Linked DNA regions of Mus musculus: regions 1 and 3 are each linked to region 2. A link is a loop called in an ENCODE intact Hi-C map of the cell type or tissue named here. Cell type or tissue: heart. All regions are shown on one strand.

Evidence for each region. Peaks named below come from ENCODE experiments on the same cell type or tissue, not always from the same donor. Only the 100,000 strongest peaks of a DNase experiment are listed, where the experiment ranks them.
Region 1: it touches region 2 in a loop (3-fold over the local background); 11 of 42 quality-filtered maps call a loop at or near these places.
Region 3: a loop joins it to region 2, with 5 times the contacts of the local background. A loop is called at or near these places in 13 of 42 quality-filtered maps.

Annotation. Positions count from the first base shown.
Region 1 is chr16:13,531,658-13,534,157 of GRCm38, reverse strand. No RefSeq gene overlaps it. Among named protein-coding and RNA genes, the nearest start is that of 2310015D24Rik, 12 kb to the right of the region's middle. In heart, a CTCF peak has its summit at 1,127 (motif pointing left); no DNase peak of the experiment used is centred here.
Region 2 is chr16:13,445,557-13,448,056 of GRCm38, reverse strand. It overlaps Gm32817 (predicted gene, 32817), which reads right to left and starts at 105. Exons shown (of 4, transcript NR_169006.1): 1 at 1-105. Gm53058 (predicted gene, 53058) reads right to left here and starts at 105. Exons shown (of 5, transcript NR_169187.1): 1 at 1-105. In heart, a CTCF peak has its summit at 1,374 (motif pointing left); DNase peaks (open chromatin) are centred at 56 and 776; H3K4me3 peaks cover 1,601 bases; H3K27ac peaks cover 1,317 bases.
Region 3 is chr16:13,627,583-13,630,082 of GRCm38, reverse strand. It overlaps Parn (poly(A)-specific ribonuclease (deadenylation nuclease)), which reads left to right. Exons shown (of 24, transcript NM_028761.3): 15 at 458-500; 16 at 1,634-1,709. Among named protein-coding and RNA genes, the nearest start is that of Parn, 39 kb to the left of the region's middle. In heart, a CTCF peak has its summit at 1,521 (motif pointing right); no DNase peak of the experiment used is centred here.

The DNA.
Region 1 (2,500 bases), 86 kb before region 2:
AGTGTATTTATGTCATTACAAAAAACCTGGGAAGTCCCAGGACTTCCTTTATTTGCCAACATTTCCTGGAATTGGTCTTTGACTTAGCCTCTGGGTAGGGGTGCACTGCATGCAATGACCACGTCAGCCTTTTCTCAGATGCCTAATGTGAGGTACGTACTCACAGTATCTTTTCTTCATCAGATGTTCTGCAGTTGTTTCATCCCAATGTATGGCTTGCAGCTCCCCTTTAAAAAAAAAAAAAAGGTGTGTGCTCCTCTTTGCAAACGTACATGTTGACTTCAACTCAGAGGTTGACTTCAAGAATCTTCCTCTATCGTCTTATTTGAGACAGGGTCTGTCACTGAGCCTAGAGCTCATGATTTGGGTTAAGCAGACTGACCAATGATCCCCAGGATTTGCCCTGTCAACACTGGGATTACAGACAGATGTGCCACCACACCTGCCTCTGGTCCTCACTCTTGTGCACCGAGTACTGAACCCACTGGGCCATTCATTACCTTGGTCTTATTTTAATTTTGATGGATAGATTCTTACCCTGTACCCTAAGACACTCTAAAGTGGTAAAACTGCCCTTTAGTATTTCCTTCTGGAGACATGGGCGCAGTCATGTCTAAGTGTACCATTCGCCTCAGGGTAACTTTAGTGTCTGGTGAGGCTGGATCTTGCTCCCTTCCTCCATAGGGATGTCTTGTCCTTGTAGCACCATCAGTAGAGGCTTTGGTACTTTAGTGGGGAATCAGTGTGGGTGCTGGGTGTGCATTTCAGAAGCTGCTGTTCGTATTGCTAAGTGGCCAAGTCTGGGTGCCCTGCACGTGCCCTTCTCACCTGCAATGTCTTTGCACTAACCTTGATCTTGGGAGGGATCAGGCTGTAACACTTGGCTACACAGAGGCCAGGCTGAGCCATCTGTCCCAACCTGGGAATCACTGATACTTTGAAACAGTTTAATATCTGTGAATGACTTGGGTTTTCAATCTCATGACAGATTCCATGGAGGGCTGGAGAGGTGGCTCAGAGGTTAAGAGCACTGCCTATTCTTCCAGAGGACCCAGGTTTGTTTAATTTCCAGCATCCAAATGGCAGCTCACACTGTCTTTAATTCCAGGGGATCTGATGCCCTCTTCTGGCCTCTATGGGCAGTGTATGAACATGGTGTGCAAACATGCATGCAAGCAAAACACCAGTAAACATAAAATACAAAGGAATACTTTTTAATGTCATTACTTCAGTCATTTTTTTACAGTAATGCAGAATGCCCTGGTGTGTCATAATTTTGTTGGGAATGGGGAATAAAATAGCAGAAAGCTGTTTCCTGTTCCTGCTAGCTGGGAGTCACTTCCCCTCCAAGTTGTCTGGTGTTTGCTAGCGTGAGCTCAGCTTTCCATCAGCTGCTTGGCTGTGTCTATCAAGCTAGACACATGAACTTGAGAAGCACTTGATGCTGGCTCTCTGGTGAGTGCTGTGCTTTCAGCTACACAGGGTTTTGTTTTTGTTGAATGGACATGTTTGCCATGTGTGGTGCTGAGATAGCCGCACAGTGAGACTGCCTCACACAAATGAGTAACTGGACAGAAGAATGAATGAATGAATGAATGAATGAATGAATGGCAGCTCTGACCACCTGAGTTTGATCCCTGAAACTCATATAAAAGTGTGGAAGCGAGACCTAGCTCCACAGAGTTGCCCTCTGACCTTCACATGTGCTCCTTGGCGTGAGCGCGCACGCGCACACACACACACACACACACACACACACTAAATAATAGTAATAACAACAAATTTAAAGGTTTTCAAAAGGATGTTTTATTTAGGATAATTCTTGTCAAAGAAGAAAGGAACAACAAGAAAGAGTACTTTGTTAATGATGGGGGGCTTTTAAGCTGTGTTTGATAAAATCAGAGGCTACTGGGCTGGGCGATGGCTCAGTGGGGAGGACCTAAGTTTGAATCCCCATTCCCACCTGCAGCTGGATATAGTATCAACCCCGAACAGCAACAGTAAGCTGAGAGGCAAAGGCTGGAGAATCCCTGGAAGCTCATGCCATCTAACCTAGCATACAAGGGAGTGAACATTCAGAGACCCTGACTCCAACAAGGTAGAAAGCAAGAACTAACACCAAGATTGTCTGTCCCCTTGTACCCCCCCCCCCAAACACACACATGCGTGCAAGGGTTGGGGGAGGGAGGAGTCTTCATATTGATTTTGTTTGTTTGTTTGTTTGTTTGTTTTGTTTTTTCGAGACAGGGTTTCTCTGTAGAGCCCTGGCTGTCCTGGAACTCATTTTGTAGACCAGGCTGGCCTTGAACTCAGAAATCCGCCTGCCTCTGCCTCCCAAGTGCTGGGGTTAAAGGCGTGCACCACCACGCCCGGCTCATGTTGATTTTTTTTAATGAGAACCAAGGGAACCCTAGATCAAGCTCAGCCACAGCCACACAAGCCAGCCTGGGTATGTAAGTAAAGACTTGCTCAGTGCCCATGCACAGGAAGCCCAGGGTGA
Region 2 (2,500 bases):
GAGGGTGAAGGGGACTTCTAGAAACAAAAAGAAACCCAGCCCCCTCCCCAGCCACACTCGGAGAGACAGGCTTTCCTGCAAGCTCGAGCAGCGCACGGTGCCCACGGGGCTGCACCCCGCCTCCGCACCCGCCACAAAGCCGCGCCCCCACCCGGGCGGCCCCCGCCCCCCCACGGGGCCTGGCCCCTGCCCCCTCCCCCCAGTCCAGTGGCCGGCCGGGGGCGGGGGCAGGGACGGCCGAGGGTTGGCCGTGCTAGGGAGGCGGCTCCTCAGGCCGGCCGTGGAGAAGGCTAGAGCTTTCCAGCGGAGCTCGCCCGCCCCAGTGACTGGGTGGGTGGGGGTGGCTGGGTGGGTGGGTGGGGAATACCTTCCTAGAAACCCTCTCCAGATACAGTTGCGGTCACTCGCATTCCTAGAAATGCGGCCCGGCCATGTCACTTGCGACCGTTGCGAGGGGCTGCGGAGAGGGACACAACAGATCCTAGGGTTCCCCATACTAGGGGAGGGAGAAGACTCTCCACTTTTAATGTGCCAAGAGACGAAACTGCCACTGTGCCTCCCTCTGGGAGATTGGGGGTGGTGAAGTAGGGAGCAGGCAGGATTCCAGGGATCGGTGAGCTGGAGGTGGAAGCAGCCGGGGTGCCCGAAATGGGGGAGCATCCACTTAAGATTCAGACTCGTCTTCCGGTCTGCCCCCTTCTTTTGGGAACTCCCGGTGCCTGCCGCAGGGATCGCCTTGGGCCCTTCCCCCAACTTTCCTCCAACACACACACACACACACACACACACACACACACACACACACACGCACACACACAAGCAGGAGAGGCAGCTAGCCGCGCCCCCAGCTCTTCCGCCCATTCCTTGTCTGTCTTAAATCTCTTCATGGGGCGACCGAAGTCCCTTGGAAGACCCCCAATCTAAATGTCAGGGACCCGCTCCACTCAGTTCCGGAGAGTTACTCCCAAACCCACCCGCCTTCACACCTAAACATAAGGTTGAGCTTTCTCCTTCCGAGTCCACCGGTACTCTTGCAGCCCCAGGCTCTGGAAATAGGGCTGGGGCAGGAAGGGGACACTTTCCACTGGAAAGGAAGGTCATGGCCTCTGGTTCTGTCACCCTGTCCCCCAAAATGTACTTTTGGTTTCAACATAAGGGAGCTTTCCCTAACTCAACTGGCTCCTGAAATCACCATTCCACACTCCTCTCCAAGGACCCCCAGAATCGTCAGAGATGCCATCACTCTTCTTGGCCAAAGAGGATCCGAATAACTAAGACATGCCTTGTTCCTCTCCAGAGCCTATGCTCTATGCGTGAAAACGTGACCGGACTGAGCTTCCCGGGATCATAAAAAATGTATCTGCTGTCCTCTGTTGGCCAACTGTTGTCACATTCAGAAGAGCACATCCACCAATCCAGAGTCTTGATTCCACGGGAAGTGGGAGAGTGCAAGGTGTGTGTGTGTGTGTGTGCGCGCGCGCGCGTGTAGCCCCCTCTCCCTTTGCTTTAGTGGTACCGCTCTGCCATTTAGACTGTAAGCCTGATTGAGAAAAGCCAGGCCTTCCCGTTCAGTGGTGAAGCCTGCTTGCCCCACCAGAGTCTATTTTGCCTCCTGCATCTAACCAATCTAACCAGCTAACCCCTTGGTTTCCGGCAGAGCCTGAATTGGAGTTGAATATTGAGCATCATCCACAGACAGAGAACATGGTCATCCTTAACAAGACCCTGAGCTGGCACTGCATGGCAGGAGAGTCGCTCAGCTACAGAGCAGACTGGGGCCTCCCCCATGCCACACACACATTGCCCGATTTCTCTTTCCTACTGACCTGGTACCTTCTCTCTTCCTGATTTCAGCTCAGTCTTCTCCAGGCAATGCAACCTAGGACAAGTAATGAGTAGTGGTTTTGTTAAGTACTCCTAGTAGTACTCCTAGGTAGTGGTTTTGTTAAGTACTCCTAATAGAAAGCCTCTTTTAAATCTGCCCCCCAAAGGTCTACAAAGTGGCTTCTTTCTTCTATGCATGCATCACCGCCATTGGCTTAACTCCCACTTTACAGATGGGGAGACTGAGGCCCAGAGAGCCTCTGGGGAGTTCAATATGTAGTTCACAGGCTGTATGTAGAGACAAGGAGACCTATGAATGCAAGTAAACGATCTGTGTGTGTGATCTGGGGGTGGGGGATGAGGTTTAGCACCAACTCCTCCAGGTTGGGGATGCTCAGTCCACTGGACCACCTTCCCTAGCTTCTGACCGGGTACATACTCTTTGCTTCCAAGTCCAGCCTTCTCTCTCTGCTTCAGCCTTGAGCTCGTGTTCTTCTCTCATTACATTGTATCCTTGTATCAGCACCCCCGCCCCATTCATCTGTGAGCCTCGGGGCAGCCATCCATTCTCTCCAGCTCTGGAGCCCTGGCACCAGGCCCCACTGGCACACAATGGAGCTCCAGCTATCTTTGTTTAGGAAAATGAGCAGAAGGGAGGAAGGCACTGGAAGAGAGA
Region 3 (2,500 bases), 180 kb before region 2:
GGAAACTTCCCAATGCAGACTTTGGCTTCCATAAGAGTTCAGACTGCAAACCAGATGGTGGCAGTGGGCAGTGGCAGTCTGGAAGGGTGGATCCACAGAACAGTAAAATGTGCAGTGCCTGCCTCACTTTCAAGATAGATGCTAGCCTCCTCCCTCCAGGTACAGGTACGGAACCTGTCCCTTTGGCTTAGTATGGACTGCATGCAACACTTCAGTGAGTGAAGGAAGCCAGAGGATGGGACTCTGTCCTCAGCTCATCAACCACATTGCCGCTCGGTTCACACTGACCAGTGTGTTTGTTTCATCTGTCCACTTCTATGTGTTTTATGAAAGTATTTAATATGTGAAGAATATGTTTTATTTATGAAACATTTTAAGTATTTTATATTTTAACAAAGTACATTTTCAATATTGATATATATTTTATTTACCTTATTAAAATGTATTTTGTTTCCAGACTCTTGGATACTAAGTTGATGGCCAGCACACAGCCTTTTAAGGTATTATTTAAATCTGAACTATCACTCATACGATATAATTTGAGATTTCTGTTTGTTTGAGACAGACTCTTGGTATGCTAGGCAGGCCTTGAACTCACCCTGTAGCTGATAGAAGTAACCTTGAACTTCTGATCCCTCCTGCCTTTGCCTCCCATGTGGTTGGTGCAAGTGTATGCCATCATGTCCAGCTTTCTTTGAAATTTTTTGTATGACCACAAATAGCTTTGGAATTCTGATCTAGTTAAATGCGATTTCAGACACGTTAAAAAATTAGAAAGGAAGAAGAGAGAATTTTGAAAAGAACAGAAATAATATAAAAATGTGAAGTTATCTTTATTTTTCCCACCACCACCACCCTGCAACACACACACACACACACACAGGGTTTCTCTGTATAACTGCCTTGGCTGTCCTGGAATTTGCATTGTAGACCAGACTGGCCTTGAATTCAGAGATCCACCTGCGTCTGCCTCCCAAGTGCTGGAATTAAAGATGTGCTCAACCACTGCGCAGCTTGTCATGTATGTTATTCAATAGCTTATACCTGCAGACAGTTTGTCCTTTTTCTGCCTGCCTGCTTATTTTGCATATTTGGACATATATTCTAATAAGGATAATTAGTTAATTATTTACATTCTTGTCAAGGACTTTCTGAAGCCTCCTGAACAATACGTTAAGACAGTGCTTTCTAGTTCTGTGTCTCTACCAGCAATGGAACTGCCTGTAGCCTTTTTGCAGTGCCTGTCAAAGTACTGACATCCCCAACCCCTCAGCAAACAACATGGAAGTTTTTTTCCCTCTGCCAGTTTTATCCCCAAAATTTTGCTTTTGTAATGAGGTTGGCTTTAAACTCCTCCTCCTGCTGCCTCAGCCTCCCAGGTAGCTGGGATTACAAGTGAGCACCAGCACTGCCTGAGTTTATAGGTTTTACCCTGTAAGTCTTTCCATTCATCACCTTTGAGTAGTGACCCTTGAACTTGTTCCTTTCACAAATGTGTTCTAATGGCTTCTGTTCTTTTAAGAGACACAAGAGGGCAGTATGGCGTGCATTTCCCACGTGGATACCCTAAATTGGCTCTCCTTAGTCTCTTGCTGAGATGACATGTCCTAATTCTCCGCTTACTGCTTTGCAGGATATCATTAACAACACATCCCTTGCAGAGTTGGAAAAGCGGTTGAAAGAGACACCTTTTGACCCTCCCAAAGTTGGTAAGAATATTGAACACGAAAACCATCAAACTTTGGAAATTACTATGTTAATATGTTATATTCAACTTTGGAAATGCAAATACGTTATATGAAATGTCTTGGAAATGGTAATGTGTTATTTGTGGACTTTGGCTGGGTTAACTTCTAGGCCCTTGGTAGATGGCTGCTTTCTGAATAATGATGGTATTCTAGTTCCATGTCCAGCTATATCCACATCATGTTAAGAGTTTTATGGTAGCCATTTACTGTGATGTTTGGCAATTAAAGTTTTAAGGCTTTTATTTCCTAATGCTTAGAATTCTTCCAAAATTTGATGTATCCTTTTATCTGGTGCATTATTTGAAGATAGACAGTATGTCAGTGACTGATCATTGGAGATGCAATGAAAATACATTTTGGGTCTCAGAAAACCTAAGAACTAGGCGTGCTGCCTAGATGAGAGCATACCTGTGTCCTCTGAGCTAAACAATGTCACTGAGGAAAGCCTGTGTTGAGGCACTGTGTCCTCCGTCCTGTTACCCACATTGAGTTGCTGACCTGCAGTTAGCATTCTATGGGCTGTGGTCAAAGACACTGATCACAGCACTAATGGTCCAGAAGTTGGTGATGCAGGTAGTAGGGTAGCATTGCTTCCCTTCTGGGTAATAGTCCAAGAATCCAATTACGATGTGAACTGGGTAGAGGGAGGGAAACCAATACCCTGTGTGTAACTGTGTAATGGGATAATTGATCTGGGGAATAATGATCTTCAGCAGGTGGTGTCTAGGGTCTTACTTAAGCACTACATTGTT